Regions from separate parts of the Homo sapiens genome. Here region 1 is linked to region 2. A link is a loop called in an ENCODE intact Hi-C map of the cell type or tissue named here. Cell type or tissue: mucosa of descending colon. All regions are shown on one strand.

Region 1 (4,000 bases), 110 kb before region 2:
CCAAGTGCTGGGATTACAGGCGTGAGCCACTGTACCTGGCCTCATCAATTATTTCTTTTATGGATTATCTAAAAAGTCATTGCCCTCTTTCTGAGCCCGTGACAAACCAGAAGGAAAAAAATGAAAAGAAAAATAAGGCTGGGTGTGGTGGCTCACGCGTGTAATCCCAGTACTTCCAGAGGCTGAGGCAGGAGGGTTGCTTGAGCCCAGAGGGTTGAGGCCGCAGTGAACCACGATTGTGCCACTGCACTCCAGCCTGGGTGACAGTGCAAGACCCTGTCTCCAAAAACAAAACCAAAAACAGCAACAACAACGGAAAAATAAAAATAAAAAAAAAGTCATTGCCAAACCCGAGGTAATCTAGATTTTCTTCCATATTATCTGCTATGAGTTTAATGGGTTCATTTAAAAAACTTTGTTTATAGACCGGGCGCTGTGGCTCACGCCTGTAATCCCAGTACTTTGGGAGGCCGAGGCGGGCGGATCATGAGGTCAGGAGATCGAAACCATCCTGTCTAACACGGTGAAACCCCGTCTCTACTAAAAATACAAAAAAATTAGCCAGGCGTGGTGGCAGGCGCCTGTAGTCCCAGCTACTCGGGAGGCTGAGGCAGGAGAATGGCGTGAACCTGGGAGGTGGAGCTTGCAGTGAGCTGAGATCGTGCCACTGCACTCCAGCCTGGGCGACAGAGCGAGACCCCGTCTCAAAAAACAAACAAACAAACAAACAAAAAACTTTGTTTATATTTGTGGCTAGTAGACAGAGATATAGTTGATCTTATCTATTGACCCCATATCTAGTGACTTTGTTAAATCCACATAAGTTTTTTGGAGATGTGTGTTTAAGTCTCCTTCCATGACTAGACTTGCCCATTTCTCCTGTTAGTTCCATTGGGCTTTACTTGTATTTTGAAGCTCTGCTATTGGATGTATACAGACTTGGGATTCTGATACCTTCCTAACTGAAATGAAGTTTCTGCTCATGCTTCCTACCTTAAATTCTACTCTTTAACTTTGGGACAGGTACAGCAGATTTTTTTGTGGTTATTGTTTGGGTGATAGATCTCTTTCCATCTTTAAATTCGCAACCTTTCTGTGTTCTTTTCTTTTTTTTCTTTTTTTGAGACGGAGTCTTGCTCTGTTTCCAAGGCTGGAGTACAGTGGCGTGATCTCATCTCATTGCAACCTCTGCCTCCCAAGTTCAAGCAATTCTCTGCCTCAGCCTCCCGAGCAGCTGGGATTACAGGTGACCACCACCACCACCACCAGCTAATTTTTGTATTTTTAGTAGAGATGGGGTTTCACCGTCTTGGCCAGGTTGGTTTTGAACTCCTGACCTCGTGATCCACCCACCCAGTGTGAGCCACTGCGCCGGGCCTTCTGTGCTGTTATATTTAAATCATATATCTTGTAAGTAGCATATAGTGGAGTTTGTTACTTTATTCATCCTGACAGTCTTATCTTTTATTTGGAATATTTGGAATAATTAAAAAAGAACTACATGTTTCAATTTAATCAGTTTGAATCGGTTCTTTCTAACAAAAGGTGAAAGCTCTTTTACATTTTTCCCTATTTCCCCTCCTACTATTATTGTTGATGTTATTTTTGCTTTCTCGGGGTTTATAACACTTAAATGCTGTTTTTTCATCATGCTATAGTCTGAATGTTTCTTCCTAAAATTCATATGTTGAAATCCTAACCTTCAAGGTGATGGATGGTATTAGGAGGTAGGGCATCCAGGCGCAGTGGCTCATGCCTGTAATCCCAGCACTTTGGGAGGCTGAGGCGGGAGAATCACTTGAGGTTAGGAGTACGAGACTAGCCTGGCGAACATGATGAAACCCTGTCTCTACTAAAAATACAAAAAATTAGCCGGGTGTGGTGGCAGGCGCCTGTAATCCCAGCTACTTGGGAGGCTGAGGTAGGAGAATTGCTTGAACCCAGGAGGCAGAGGTTGCAGTGAGCAGAGATCGCGCCATTGCACTCCAGCCTGGGCGAGAGAGCGAGACTCCGTCTCAAAAAAAAAAAAAAAAAAAATTAGGAGGTGGGGCTTTGGGGAGGTGGTTAGATCACGAAGGTGGAGCCCTCACGAGTGGGATTAGTGTCCTTATAAAAGAGACCTTTGAGAGACCCCTCACCCCTTCCATCACGAAGACACAATAAGAAGGCACCATCAATGAACCAGAAAGTGGGCCCTCACCGGACCCAAATCTCCTGACTCCTTGATCTTGGACTTCTCAGCCTCCAGAACTATCTATCAGACTGTATAAAACAGGCTATACCCAGTCCTCCCCTTTCCCCTGAACCTGGGCAGACTTGTATTTTGACTAATATAATATAACAGAAGTGACACTGGCTGACTTCCAAGGCCAGATCATAAAAGGCGATGGCTTCCTCTGGCTGTCTCTTGACATGTGTCTTTGAAACCACCATGTAGGAAGCTGGCTGCCCTGCTGCCACCATGTTGTAGAGGCCAGGTAGTGAGACCACAGAGGACTGATGTCATGTGAGCAGAGATGAGCTGTGTCTGCTGAGTCCTGCCAGTTGCAGATTCCTGAGTTAAGTATATGGTTGTTGCTAAGTCAATGCTGCCATGTTTTTGGGTGGATTCCTATCAGCAATAGATAACTGAAACACCTGCCAACTTTATTCCCCAGTGCCCTCTCTGCTCCACTCCTGCCAGCTGCTGCACCCAGCGACTCAGTTCCCTATTGTAGGAATTTGTTCCACTCTCCCAGGCCCAGCTTCTGCCACATCTCCTCCAGGAAGTCTTCCTGCTTGCAGTAGTGGGCAGTGTTGAAAAGCAAGCCAACTTTATGAACCAGAGTGTGTCTAGGTTCAAATTCCAGGACACATAGCTGGGTGCCCTGGAGCAAGTTACTTGCCTCTGAGCCTCAGTTTCCTCATCCATGAAATCTGGATAGAAATTGTGGCTGCTAGCCGGGCACGGTGGCTCATACCTGTAATCCCAGCACTTTCAGAGGCCGAGGCGGGTGGATTACCTGAGGTCAGGAGTTTGAGACCAGCTTGGCCAACATGGTGAAACCCCGTCTCTATTAAAAATACAAAAATTAGCCAGGAGTGGTGGTGTGCACCTGTAATCCCAGCTACTCAGGAGGCTGAGGCAGGAGAATCGCTTGAATCCAGGAGGTGCAGGTTGCAGTAAGCCGAGATCGCGCCACTGCACTCCAGCCTGGGTGACGAAAGTGAGGCTCAGTCTCAAAAAAAACAAACAAAAAAATATATATATATATAAATAGTGACTGCTTCACAGGTTCGTCGTGGGGAGGAAAGGTGCTCAGAACGCTGCTTAGCATATAACGAGCATTCCATAATGTTGGCAATTATTATTATTATTATTTTTTCTTTTTTTTTTTTTGAGACGGAGTCACACTCTGTCGCCCAGGCCGGACTGCGGACTGCAGTGGCGCAATCTCGGCTCACTGCAACCTCCGCTTCGGAGGGTCAGGCCATCCTTCCACCTCAGCACCCCCCGAGTAGCTGGGACTATGGGCATGTGCCACCACACCCAGCTAATTTTTGTACTTTTCTTGTAGATACAGGATTTCATCATGTTGCCCAGGCTGGTCTCAGACTCCTGGGCTTGAGTGATTTACCTGCCTTGGCCTCTCAAAGTGCTGGGATTACAGCCACGAGCCACCTCACCCAGCCATAATGTTAGCAATTATTATATTGCCCCGAGCGCTAGGGTCCTATCCTGCTCTCTGGGAGCCCGCTCATTGGGAACCTAATTCATACTATTAATTAATTCATTTTACACATATCTCTTGAGAGCACCTGTATGCCAGTCACTGATGAGCTAGGCTTAGTGTGTGGGATTTACTAGGAACCTACTACGTACTATTCATTCATTGATTGTACCTATATCTGTGGAGTACCAGCTGCGCGCCAGGCACTGAGCTAGGCTCTAGGGATGCGGCGATGGAGGTGCGAACACCACCTCTGCTCTCAGGGGTTTACATTCTATAGAGACGGAAGT
Region 2 (4,000 bases):
TATGTGTGTGTGTGTGTGTTAGGGTATAGTGTGTGCCTCTGGGGTGCTTTCCCATCCCTGCTGGCTGAGGGGCTGAGGGTCAATTGTGTGCTCCCAGCTAGGCCTGGGAGCCTTTCCTGGAGGAAGCCGGCCCTGCTAGTTCTCTGCCTTTGGGAGGGGGTGAGGGAGTTGAGGCAGTGTGGCGGGGAGAGGGGAAGGGAGGCCCGAGTGTGTGTTTATTTTCCGTTGGGCGCCGCTGGCTGCCAGCACTTGGTGGGTCTACATATGTTTGTGAATGGCAATGCCGAGGGGGCCGAGGTGTGAGCCCCTGCCTGCGGGGGAGGGCCAAGAGTACCATCTGGGCTGGTGGGGTGTGGGGCGGGACAGGGAGAGGGGCCTCCTCGGGAGGAGCTGAGTGTGTGTGCGCACGTGTTTGCGCAGATGGAGACGAGGTTCCGCCGAGGCCCGTCTGTCTGGGAGCGCCTGTCTGTGCAGGTGGAGGTCAGCCAGGTACTGTGCTCTTAGGCTGTGTGTGAGCCCATGTGGCGGGAAGGTGGGGTAGAGGCATTACACCTGGCTGGGAACAGGCTGAGCACATAGGGGAAGGCGTGTGCCAGTCCTGGCAGAGTTCTGAAGAGGAGAGGGTGTGCCGAGGGCGAGGGTGTCTTTGTTCCCTGGGGCCCGGCTGACGATGGGGTTGGGCGGCGTTGGTGATCCGAGTGACCAACAGGAGAGGAGGGTAGTTGGCCATGGAGGGGGTGAGGGCTGTGTGGGGGCACTGGGGGTCAGGGGAGTGTGAGAGTGTGTGTGCACACACACGTGGGTGTGACATGTGTGACCATGGCTGTGACTGGGGTGTGACTGGGGAGACACCTCCAGGCTGTGGAGCCCAGTAGGGAGTGTGGGACAAGGTGAAGGGGTGGGAGTGGGGGCCCCTTGGTTCCCAGAAAGCTCACTCATCTGTGCCTGCTCCTCCTGCCCAGGGGCTTGAAAGAAGCCCTGTGGCCCCTGGCCTCTTCCCTGGCCCCTGAGCCCCATGGGTTACGATTGGAAGCCTCAGCCCTCCATCTCTCCTGCCTCATCATCCTTCTGTCTCTACCTCCATCTCTTCTCCTCTCCCTGCCCCATCTCTCCATCTCAGTGCCTTCACATCTCTGCCTCCATCTCTCTCTGCATCTCTCCATCTCTCCCTGCCCTGTCTCCCCCATCTCTCTATCTCTGTCTTTCTCCATCTCTCTTCCATCTCCCTCCATTCCTCCTCTCCCTTTACCTCCTCTCTGTCTCACCCTGATATTCATTTGTGGTATATTCGGTTGCCATGGGAAACCCAAGAAAGAAGTGAGTGTACCCTTCAAGACTTCAGCATTTTTCCCTCCTCCCTCCCTCCTGCTGTCCCCCCTCCCTCTCCTCCCCTTCTCTCCCTCCCTCCCCTCTCTCCCCCTCGCCTCCCTGCAGAAGGAGAGGACTTGGGTGAGGAGCTGCTGCCACCCGGGCTGGGCCAGGACCTGAGATCTCATTGCTACTGCTGCCGCTGCTGCCTGGGGAACCTTTCTGAGACCCAGGTTGGGGACAGTGCCGGAGGGGCCTCCTCTGCTGCAGACATCTGGTAAGGACAGGGTCCTTTTGCCTGTGTGTGTGTCGCTGTCTGTGAGCATAGCTCACATGACCCGGCCTTGCAAACCTGTGATGTGGCCCAGCCTCAGGCTTCTGTGTGTTCCTTCTTGTGGGCCTGGCCCCTGCCCCCAGCCGTGGGCACCCCTCCCACCCAGCTTTCCTTCCACAGGGCCTATGAGGCGGCCTGCAGAGCGGCAGGCCTGTTGGGGGCTAAGACAAGCCCACTGGGGAGGGTGGGCAGGAAGCCCCTGTTGGCTCAAGGACCCCAGCTCCTGCCCCATCACCCGGCAGAGAGGCTGAGGCAGGCTTAGTCTGCACTCCAGCAGGTCAGGGGGCATCTGTGCACCTGCTGGGGGTGGAGAGCCAGCTTCCAGGGGAAGGCCTGGGACAACATGGTGGGGGTCTCGCTCAGGTGGGGGTCTGTCCATTGTAGAGAGAGAGGCTGGAAGTGAGCCGGGAGCAGGGGAAAACGCCAGCAGAATTGATATGGGGCCTGATCCTATGTCATTGAATTTTGGAGGCACAGGGAGAGCCGTCTGGCACTAGGAGGCCGCAAACAGGCAGACAGGCAGGCAGAAGGAGCTGCTCCGTCCTGGCTGGGGCTGGTGGCTGCCCTGGAGAGGAGAGGAGAGGAGAGGCTGGGGCTGTCACCGAGGCTGTGTTGGTGGCGGCCACGTGGAGGGAGCTGTTGTCCAGGCGGCGCTGAGTGACGGTGGTTGCCGTGGTGAGGGAGCCGCCTCTGTGGCATTGTGGTCTCCGTGGAGAGAGGAGGAGACAGAGAAAGGAGGCTGGCTGGCTGCGCACAGTGTTGGTGGTTGCTAAGGATAGGGAGATGCTATCTCCAAGGTGCGGTGGTCCCCACGTGGAGGGGCTGTGGCTGTCCAGGTGTTGGAGGTCCCCAGGAAAGGGGTAGTGATGGGTGCCCTGAAGGGGGCTTGTGCAGGGTGGTGGGTGCGCCCCGGAGGACGGAGGAGGTGTGGTGGGGGAAGGGCTGCTGCAGGGGACTTGGTGTTGCTGTCACAGGCTGAAGTGGGGGTTCTTGGTGGTGGAGGGCTGGGGAGTGAGGCACAGTGGGCGGGTCTGCACTTATCCTGCCTGCCCCTGTGGACAGACCGGAGACCCTGCTGCACCAGCGCTTGCTTCCTCCCAGTGCCTCCACCCAGCCCTTCCCTCCCACTTCTGTGGTCATGATCTTCCCACCTCTGCCTCCTTGAGCCCTCTCGCTCCCCAGGGCCTCTGATCTCATAAGTCTCTCATCTGGGCACATGCTCCTTTCTTGCCCCCAAGTGACTTTGTCCCCATCCGTCATGTTTGCTGAGGACCTGTTGACCCAGTGCCGTTCTCTGGGGGACCAGCATTGGTACCTGCCTTTGAGGAATCAGACGGGAAGTGACTTGCCCAAGGTCACCCAGCAGGCACGTTCTGGGGAGCATCTCCCTCCCTGAGTGCCGGACTCAGCAGGCCTAACTCCTTCCCTGGGGGAGCCTGTCTCTCTGACACCGTTGAGTCCTCTCTCTCCCCCCAGTCCCCAGGGGTTCTCCTGAAGCAGCATTTCATTCAATTACTAAAAACAGGAAGCTGCACAGGAGAGCAGCGAGTTCTGGGTTTGCAACCTGGCTCTGGTTTTTACGGTGGAGGACCTCTGGCCTCAGTTTCCCCCTCTGTAAAATGGAGATGAGGCACATGCCTCCCAGGGTGGCTGTTATTTGGGCTCATGGATGTGATGGCTCCTGGTATGTAATAGACTCTCAGTGACTGGGAACCACCACCACCATCATCATTATTATTATTTTTTTTTGAGACGGAGTCTCGCTCTGTCACCCAGGCTGGAGTGCAGTGGCACTATCTCTGCTCACTGCAACCTCCGTCTCCCGGGTTCAAGCGATTCTCCTGCTTCAGCCTCCTTGAGTAGCTGGGACTATAGGCGCGTGCCACCACGCCTGGCTAATTTTTTGTATTTTTAGTAGAGATGGAGTTTCACGGTGTTAGCCAGGATGGTTTTGATCTCCTGACCTTGTGATCCACCCGCCTCAGCCTCCCAAAGTGCTGGGATTACAGGCGTGAGCCACCGCGCCTGGCCCACCATCATTACTTTTAAAAATCGTTTTAAAATGATTTCCTGACACGCGTAGGGAAGCCAGATCTCACTAGAGTTCTGTGGCATCGTACCTTTCCCCATGACCCTTAGTGGTGGGAGTACGGTCCTGAGTTGGTGGTAACAGGAACGGGGCCGGAGAGGCAGAGAGCCTTCTGACAGGCACATAGTACCCTGGTGGCTGAGCCAGGATGGAGCAGGTGTGGCAGGCTCCCTCTCTGGTGCTCCTCTCCTGCCTGCCCCAGGGCCTGTGTGTGCACTTTCATCAGGCGAGCCCTGTCCCCACAGCCGTTGCCTGAGCCCCTGGCCACT

The links. A loop is a pair of places that touch in the nucleus more often than their neighbours do. Peaks named below come from ENCODE experiments on the same cell type or tissue, not always from the same donor. Only the 100,000 strongest peaks of a DNase experiment are listed, where the experiment ranks them.
Region 1: it touches region 2 in a loop (7-fold over the local background); 1 of 110 quality-filtered maps calls a loop at or near these places.

Annotation. Positions count from the first base shown.
Region 1 is chr22:37,528,567-37,532,566 of GRCh38, reverse strand. No RefSeq gene overlaps it. Among named protein-coding and RNA genes, the nearest start is that of CARD10, 11 kb to the right of the region's middle. In mucosa of descending colon, no CTCF peak of the experiment used is centred here; DNase peaks (open chromatin) are centred at 2,426 and 2,706.
Region 2 is chr22:37,415,354-37,419,353 of GRCh38, reverse strand. ELFN2 (extracellular leucine rich repeat and fibronectin type III domain containing 2) reads left to right here. Exons shown (of 3, transcript NM_052906.5): 2 at 1,435-1,585. Among named protein-coding and RNA genes, the nearest start is that of ELFN2, 10 kb to the left of the region's middle. RefSeq lists an enhancer at 2,563-3,107. In mucosa of descending colon, no CTCF peak of the experiment used is centred here; no DNase peak of the experiment used is centred here.